Linked DNA regions of Mus musculus: all the other regions are linked to region 2. Evidence: chromatin loops called from intact Hi-C (ENCODE). Cell type or tissue: left cerebral cortex. All regions are shown on one strand. Region 1 has its middle 8.1 kb from the start of Gm30958. Region 2 holds the start of Plcl2 (phospholipase C-like 2). Region 3 has its middle 17 kb from the start of Gm31015.

What was found. A loop is a pair of places that touch in the nucleus more often than their neighbours do. Peaks named below come from ENCODE experiments on the same cell type or tissue, not always from the same donor. Only the 100,000 strongest peaks of a DNase experiment are listed, where the experiment ranks them.
Region 1: a loop joins it to region 2, with 10 times the contacts of the local background. A loop is called at or near these places in 4 of 42 quality-filtered maps.
Region 3: it touches region 2 in a loop (7-fold over the local background); 8 of 42 quality-filtered maps call a loop at or near these places.

What each region holds. Positions count from the first base shown.
Region 1 is chr17:50,389,977-50,392,476 of GRCm38, reverse strand. No RefSeq gene overlaps it. Among named protein-coding and RNA genes, the nearest start is that of Gm30958, 8.1 kb to the right of the region's middle. In left cerebral cortex, no CTCF peak of the experiment used is centred here; DNase peaks (open chromatin) are centred at 721, 1,010 and 2,097; H3K27ac peaks cover 875 bases.
Region 2 is chr17:50,507,731-50,510,230 of GRCm38, reverse strand. Plcl2 (phospholipase C-like 2) reads right to left here and starts at 684. Exons shown (of 6, transcript NM_013880.3): 1 at 294-684. The coding sequence starts at 623. In left cerebral cortex, a CTCF peak has its summit at 1,325 (motif pointing left); DNase peaks (open chromatin) are centred at 937, 1,337, 1,605, 1,957 and 2 more places; H3K4me3 peaks cover 1,876 bases; H3K27ac peaks cover 1,781 bases.
Region 3 is chr17:50,406,136-50,408,635 of GRCm38, reverse strand. No RefSeq gene overlaps it. Among named protein-coding and RNA genes, the nearest start is that of Gm31015, 17 kb to the left of the region's middle. In left cerebral cortex, no CTCF peak of the experiment used is centred here; DNase peaks (open chromatin) are centred at 303, 1,193 and 1,812; H3K27ac peaks cover 2,202 bases.

The sequences.
Region 1 (2,500 bases), 120 kb after region 2:
TATTTTGGGCAGAGTGTGGAATAAGACTGGCTTCATTTCAAATGCAAGCTTGCCATTTCATACATTTCGCCTCCACATTCTTTCATTTCGACTTCCAGAGCCAGGGATCCTGAACTTTCCTCTGCTTTAAAGGCAAGTGATGTGGGCACGGGACATGGCAGCAGGCGCCAGGACACGGCAGTGGGCACGGGACACGGCAGCAGGCGCCAGGACACGGCAGTGGGCTTGGGACATGGCAGTGGGCACCAGGACACAGCAGTGGGCATCAGGACAAGGTAGTGGGCACGGGACATGGCAGCAGGCGCCAGGACACGGCAGTGGGCTTGGGACATGGCAGTGGGCACCAGGACACAGCAGTGGGCACCAGGAGGAGGCAGAGAGCACAACAGGTAAATTGTACTTTAAAGCCTGGGAAGAAAATTTTCTATTTTGTAGGGGATTTTTATTTTAAAACAAAAAGGATTTAAAATACTAAAATTTAAAAGATACAAACAGGAATCATTAAGCTAAAATCTTGAACAAATGCCAAACGAGTCCTATGGTTTGACAAATGTAAAGGCTCCGGCTCCTCAGCCCATCAAAGCCTCGTATTATAGGAAAACTGAAAATCACAGCTTTCAAAACAACTTAAAACTCTCCATCTCTCCGTTCTGGAAGCTTCAGGGCCATCGCAGGAAGTATTCTAAAGGTCAGCTTTTTTTTCTGCCTGGCCTTCCTGCTTTGTGTTGATTCTGACCACTGACGTTTAAACACTGAGATAGCAAAAACTGATCCCCCTGCCTCGGCTATTTTTAAGACGTTGTTGAGTTCAGGTGTGACCTTCACTCATATCCCAATACATGACTAGCACTTATAAAAGAGTTACTTTTTTTTTTCCTTTCAAAGCAAGGATGAAAAATTATTCATAAAATAAACCCTCTGCCAATTCAGAAACAGAAGTGCCTGAAAAAAATTTTTTTTTGACATGCCACTTTAGGGGTAAAAACCAGGTTACTGCTGCACACGTTTGTTTGAAGCAGCTTTTGGAGCACAGCAGTACCCCAGAGTCCTGTCGCCTCCACGAGGTTCCTTCTTACTCTGCGTCTGTAGGCTGGGTCAGCACAGACTGACAGGTAGGGCATTGGCCTTCAGCCATGGTAAGACTCTGGCTCTCCAAGAAAGGGCACACACTCTGGGAGGATGCTGTCCTTACTAAGGCAGGAGACTAAACCAGGACATTTGAGGAGCACCTTCAATGTGAAGTGAAACCTTCATTCAATGACAGTTAATGCACTGAGAAAACTAGGATCTATACCATTCTATGAAATTGTTCTATTTGAAAGCTCATTAGTTGATTCCAAATTCCCCACATCCTGTCGGTTTCTTTTTTTTTTTTTTTAAACCTTAAATGTTGATATTGAGGGTTGAATGACAGGCAACGAGCAGATGAAGGAGCAGTGGAGAATGGTCTGAAACCTCCTGTGTGAGGTAGTGAGCTTCTGGATCTATTGCCGTGGTGCACAGAGGCTGGGGAAGGCCGGAGGAGATGCTGGATCAGCTACGGGAGACTTGAAGATTATTTCTACGCAGATCATTTCATTTTTACTTAATCAAATAAATAGCGAGTATTTCCATGGGGGTAGGGACAACTTAATACGAAACTAGTTAGTCTGATGCTGGAAACGCAGGCATGAAGAAAAACCAAGCCCCTGATTCGTAGGACTTACAGGCTTGAAGGTGGGGCAAAGTAAAGTGAACCAGAATGCAAATAACTCACACTTTCAATTGTGGTAACTGCTACAAAGCAGAAGTATTAGCAATATTAGATATTAGCTATGATAGATATTGATGGTGGCACAGCATATCCTCAAGGGTTCCTAAATCCGAGCAGGAAGCTTATGTGCAAAGGTGGGATGGAGTCCTCCTCTCTAGAGAAAAGGAAAAGATTATAAAAGTTAGAAGCAACATGAATTACCAATGAGGGAGCAGGAGAGCAAGCAAGCTATGACTGGTCAGTCAAGGCTTCGCTGACTGAACTGTGTTCCTGTGTTATCCAACCAACCTAAGCAACAGAACTCTCAAATTCCAGATAGGGACATGGCTGCCTCCAGTAAAAACTACATTTCCCAGAATCCTATCTGATGTGGTTCTGCTGGATGAGATATAAACAGAAGTACTAGAAGCAACTTGGGGGGAAGTATCTTTAAAGCAGAGGGTGTATTCTTCCATTTTCCAATTGGTAGGAATGCTGACAAGATGGTAGGATTTTGCCCCTGAACTGTGTTGTAAGAGCCACATTCTAAAGAGAGCAGCACTAGATGCCTGACACCATGGCAGGGGACACAGGAGTTCCAGGTAGAGACCTGGACTTCTTGATGGGAGAAAATTACACTTAGATTTAAATTATACTTATTTGAGCCTTATGTCTGTCTCTTCTAAGCCAATTCTAAACCAATAGTAACTCATTTTAAAACTTTTTAAAAAAACAGTTAAAGAACTGTGTTTTGACTGTTGAATGACT
Region 2 (2,500 bases):
AGCCTGTCCTACCCAGGCAGGTACAAGGCCATTTAATTCCAAGTCAATCTGGAGAGAGGTGACAGCCCCAAGTTGCTCTGGGGATGTCAGAGCACAGCACTCCTGCACACTCAGATCACCTCTCCATTCTTTCCCAATGCCATCAGCTTTCCAATCCCTGCTCCAGCACTCCAAACACCCCTACACCCTGGCTTCCCCTTCGCAGTGGGCTCATTTTGCATCGCCTCCTTCCGCCACAGCTTCTCCGGGGCGGGGAAAGCGAGCCCAAGGACGCGCGCGGGTCTCCTACTTACCTTGATGATGCTGCTCCGGCGGGGCAGGCCGCCCGGTTTGCTGTCCCTGGGGACCGGACCGGCAGCTGGGCTAGGGGTCCGCGCGAGCGCCACGCCTAGAGGTCCCCTGCCAGGGCTGGTCCGGGCTTCGTCCCCGGACACGCCGAGGCTGCAGTCTCCGTTGGAAACCCCGCCGCTGTCATAGCGCGCCCGCCCGTGGCCGAGGCGACCTCCCCCGCCACCACCTCCGCCTTCCCCGGCTCCGGCTTTCAGGGCGCCCTTGGCGCCTAGGGCCGGGCTCGGGGAGGTGGGCAGGGCCCCTCCTGCGGCGCCCCGGCCACACTCCGCCATGGGCGCCCCACGACCCGCCTGCACAAAGCCGCGTCCCCGCGTCCCCGCCGCCGCCGCCTCGGGCCGCTGCGCGCGGCCCCTCCTCCTCGCCGCCGCCGCCGCCTCGGCCGCTTCTTCCGCTTTTTCTTTTCTTTTTTTTTCTTTTTTTTTTTTTTCTTTCTCTTTTTGGTTGGGATGTGGCGCGTGCAGCGAGCTCGCCTCCGGCGCGAAGGACGTCGTGCAGGCGGAATTACCTCTGGGGTCCTGCCGGGGTCGGGGAGAGAGAGAGGAGAGAGGAGTCAGCTTGGGCGGCGGCGCCCCCGCTGCCGGCACCTGGGGAAGGAAAACACGCCCCGGCACACGCGCCGCTGCGGGCGCCAAAAATAACGCGCGCGCGCCAGCGCCCACCGCCGCGCGCCGCGTCCCCTCCGGCCCCGCGCTCACCGACGAGCGCCGCGTCCCCTCCGGCCCCGCGCTCACCGACGAGCTCGCGGCGGCGGGGCGCGAGGGACACGTGCGCCCACTCCGCGGCGCTGGCGACACGCGGAGGCGCGGCGCGCGGGGCTCCGGGGTTCCCGGCTCCGCCCAGGCCCGTCAGTCTCCCCCCCCCCCCCCACACCTTCAGGGCTCAGCCGAGGCCCAGGGCGGCTTCTGATGGCCCCCGGGCCCACCGCCACTTACCCGCGGCCATCGCCTCCCGGGCTTCGCGCTGCCCCCTACAGGCCGAGGGGACCCGTCCGGGCTCCGGGCACGGGCGTTGCGGTTGTGGTCGCTCTCCTAGGCCGGCTCAGCGAGGCGCACGCCACAGCCAGCTGTCAGTCACCTGAAGGCATCCCGAGGGGGACAGCGAACCCGCAGGCCGCGGGCGAGCTGAGGGTCCTGGGGCTGTGGTCTTGGCCGCTGCACCTCGCGTCCAGCTCCAGCCCTTCATTCGGAACCCGCTCCCTTCCCACCCTGCTCCCCCTGGGCTTCCTCAGTGGAGCAAACCCATTTCCCATACAGAAACCAATCCTCTTGCGTGTCCTTGGGCTGCTAAACTCAATGAGCACGACAGGTTGCCAGGATCTGGGGTAGGGATGGCATGGCTGGCAGGCGTTGAGAGACAGAAGACCTCCGCAGAGTTTATTTGGTGCCTCTGGGTTGTCCCACGGAGGTTTATCATTGTAGTCTGTGTCTTTCCTAAACCTGACACTAGAGAGACTTGCTTGTTCAACCCCTAGTGGGTACCATCCAAATCAGGACCATCGTTTGGGACAGGATCAAAAATCAATGATTAACATGTCGCTCTCATATGCAAATACTTTCCTTAAACCTCCATTCCTGGAGCCAAGGAAGAACGCAGGGCCACTGTGTAGCCTGGCAGAGCCATTGGCAGAAGAGCAGGACGAGTGCACTGTGTGGTACCAGAGGCTCCACCCACCTCCCCAACCCAGCCACCCTGAGGTCCAGTTTCATGCCTGGTTCTGGCTTCCCAGTTTTTCTCTCACTGTATTTCATCTTCTGGAAAGGCACTTTCCCTGGGCCAGGAGTACCTGAGAGTCCCCTGGGACAGAACTTAGAGACCTTGCCCTCGTTACCATAATATGGTAGCAAATTGCCAAGGAGCCTCTAAGGAAACGAGCTTTACATTCATAAACATGTCCACCCTTTCCTCAAATGCGACATCAAAATCCTTTCGTTATTCTTGGGGTGTTTTAATTCTTCTGATCCCCTTGGCACGCTTTTGTAAACATCTGGGCAAGTCAAATAGGGCCTACCCACTAACAAATGTTTTCTTATGGATAGATGACATTTTAATTCTTTTTTTAGCCTCACCCCTCCATATTAACTCCTTCCTAGTTTAGCCTCAAAATATATTTTTGGTCTTCTGACAGTTTCACAGAAAAATACTTTCAAAT
Region 3 (2,500 bases), 100 kb after region 2:
CTTGGGATTATTTCCCTGGATCTTAAACCACCACAGCACGGCTCCGGGCCGTGCTGTCATGAAATTGGACACTTACAAGTATGGTAGAAAACACTAAATGAAATTTTGTTTTAAGGTCCTTCTGATTTTTCTTCTACTTTGTTGTGTATAAGCCTGGTATCTTGTAGTCTATACTTAAGAGGCAAGAGTTAGGGGCTCTGGGGGTGTGCAGAGCTGTGGTGGCTTCAAAGAGACCTATGGACTCTCAGGCCACCTCTGTACACTGCCCGTTAGTGATGGATTGCTAAAGACTGTCTGTTAATACAAAGCTCTGAGATTCCGGCCCCAGGATTTCAGATCTTACAGTCCAGATAATCCAGGCACTCGTTGAGTGGAGTGTGTTACTTTGTAGTAGATAACTAACTGAGTGACAGACAGCAAGTGTATATGTGTGTGTGTGTGTGTGGTGGTGGGGTTACTAAAGGGTCTGCAGCTGGCCGGAAAATGTCCTTAACAGGGAAACTTTTATAAACCTGATTTAGTTTTAAAAATGTCTTTCTCTCTGTCTCTCTATCCCCATCTCTCTCTGTCTCTGTCTGTCTGACTCTGTCTCTCTGTCTCCTTTCCTCCCTTCTTCTCTCCCTCCTTCTCTTCATCCCTCCTCCCTCCCTCTTTCTTCTTTTCTTTTGTGTGTGGACTTAGGCAATTTTTTTAATCACTCTCCACCATTTTTTTTTCTAAAACTAGGGTCTCTCAATCAACCTGAAGTTCATTAGTTCAGCAAGACTGGCTGGCCAACAGGTTTCAGATGTCAGCCAGTCTCTGCCCCTCGCCGTTACTTCAGCAGCGCATGAGTGAGTGCTGGCACTCTGACCCCAGTCCTTGAAGGCTTGTACAATGGACACTCGGCCATCCCCCCAACTCAAATCACTTCTGTTTATAATCACTGTGTTTTAGCAGCAGGGACATTACAAAAGGCTACTTCCTCCAGCCTGTATTGGTGGTAGGAACCATGCTTTGTCATTCATTTGAGAAATCTGCACAAAGGGAAAGGTCCCTCAAGCTCTTAAGACAACGCAAAGGAAGACAGCATTTTGCTCTCCTCCACCGATGTCCTCTGTGACTGTTGCCTGCCGTCAGGCCTGGCTTCCATGTTAATTTTTTCCATCTGCTTTGGCTGCAGGTAATTTGGAGACACTGACGTCATCGGACCATCTGTTCTGTAAAGCCACAGCAATGCTTTTCTCCTGAGCTGTTTATGCCTTGACAGCTACTTTGGGCTATTTTAATGTACTCCGGGCAGGGACCACATTGTGTTTCAACTAGCTCTTTAGCCTTACATCAGAGTCAGAACGGAAGTTAATTCTTTTTGAAATCATTTAAAAAATTAAGTTATAAATAGAAGTGCTAACACTCATGGTTAATCCCCAAACAAGAAAAAGCAGTGGAATGCACATATGTTTGAGTATCAGTGGCCACAGGAACATACAATGTGGGTTTTTTCTCTCTTCCAGATGACATCTGACAGACTCAGTTTCCCCATTTGATCACTCTGGCTGCTCCTGGCACAAGGAAGGTGCTGAGTAAATTAGGTAACATTGGAGTGATCAGGTTTTCCTTTTCCTAAGGTTTTCCTTTTCCTGAGGAGACCTTACAGCCTGTGGTGCCTGTTCTTGGTCGTCAGCTTAACACTGGAAAAGAACTAAGCCACGAATGGCTGGACAGACCTGTGAGGGAGTGTTTCCTTAATTAAGTCATCCGAAGTGGGAGGACCCACGTCTCTTTAATCCAGATCTTTGAGTTCGGAAGATCTATCGTTAATCTGGGCCATATCTTCTGCTGGAAGCCTATGTAAGGACGTGAAAAGAGGAAACTTTTGTGCCTAACCTGCTGGCCAGCGCATTCCTTAATGGCATTAGAGCTGACTTCAGGATTCCAGTGTATGCTGAAGACCAGCTGATATATGCAGTTCCATGGACTGAGCAACAACTGGATTCTTGGACCTACTGTTGGTAGACAGCTATGTGGATGAGATGGACCACAGCCTGTAAGCCAGTCTACTAAATCCCCCTTCTGTGTAGGCATAGACTCATTCTGTAAGTTATATTCCTCTAGAGAACACTGTCTAATATGTATATATGTATACTTTCCAGTCTGTCACCTTCCTGGACTCCAAAACAATAGGGAGATATGTTTACTTCTTCCTTAAGAGAGATTCCAGGGGACTGCACAGAGATGGAGTTTTCACCCCTTAAAATCCCATGGATATAGCACCCATCACATTTTCTAGATGGCTAGAGATATCTCCAGAATGGAGCAGATATTTGTTGTGTGATAAAGTTTTGGTTTTTTTTCTTGGAAGATGCAACACAAATGTCTATTTACCCTACGTAGGAAACCCACAATAGACACCACCAAAGTCCAACTTGGCGAAACAATGAGTCTTATTGGGGTTACTTACAGGTATATAGGTAAAGGATTACTTAGAGGAATAGAAATGACCCAAAGACAGCTGCACCAC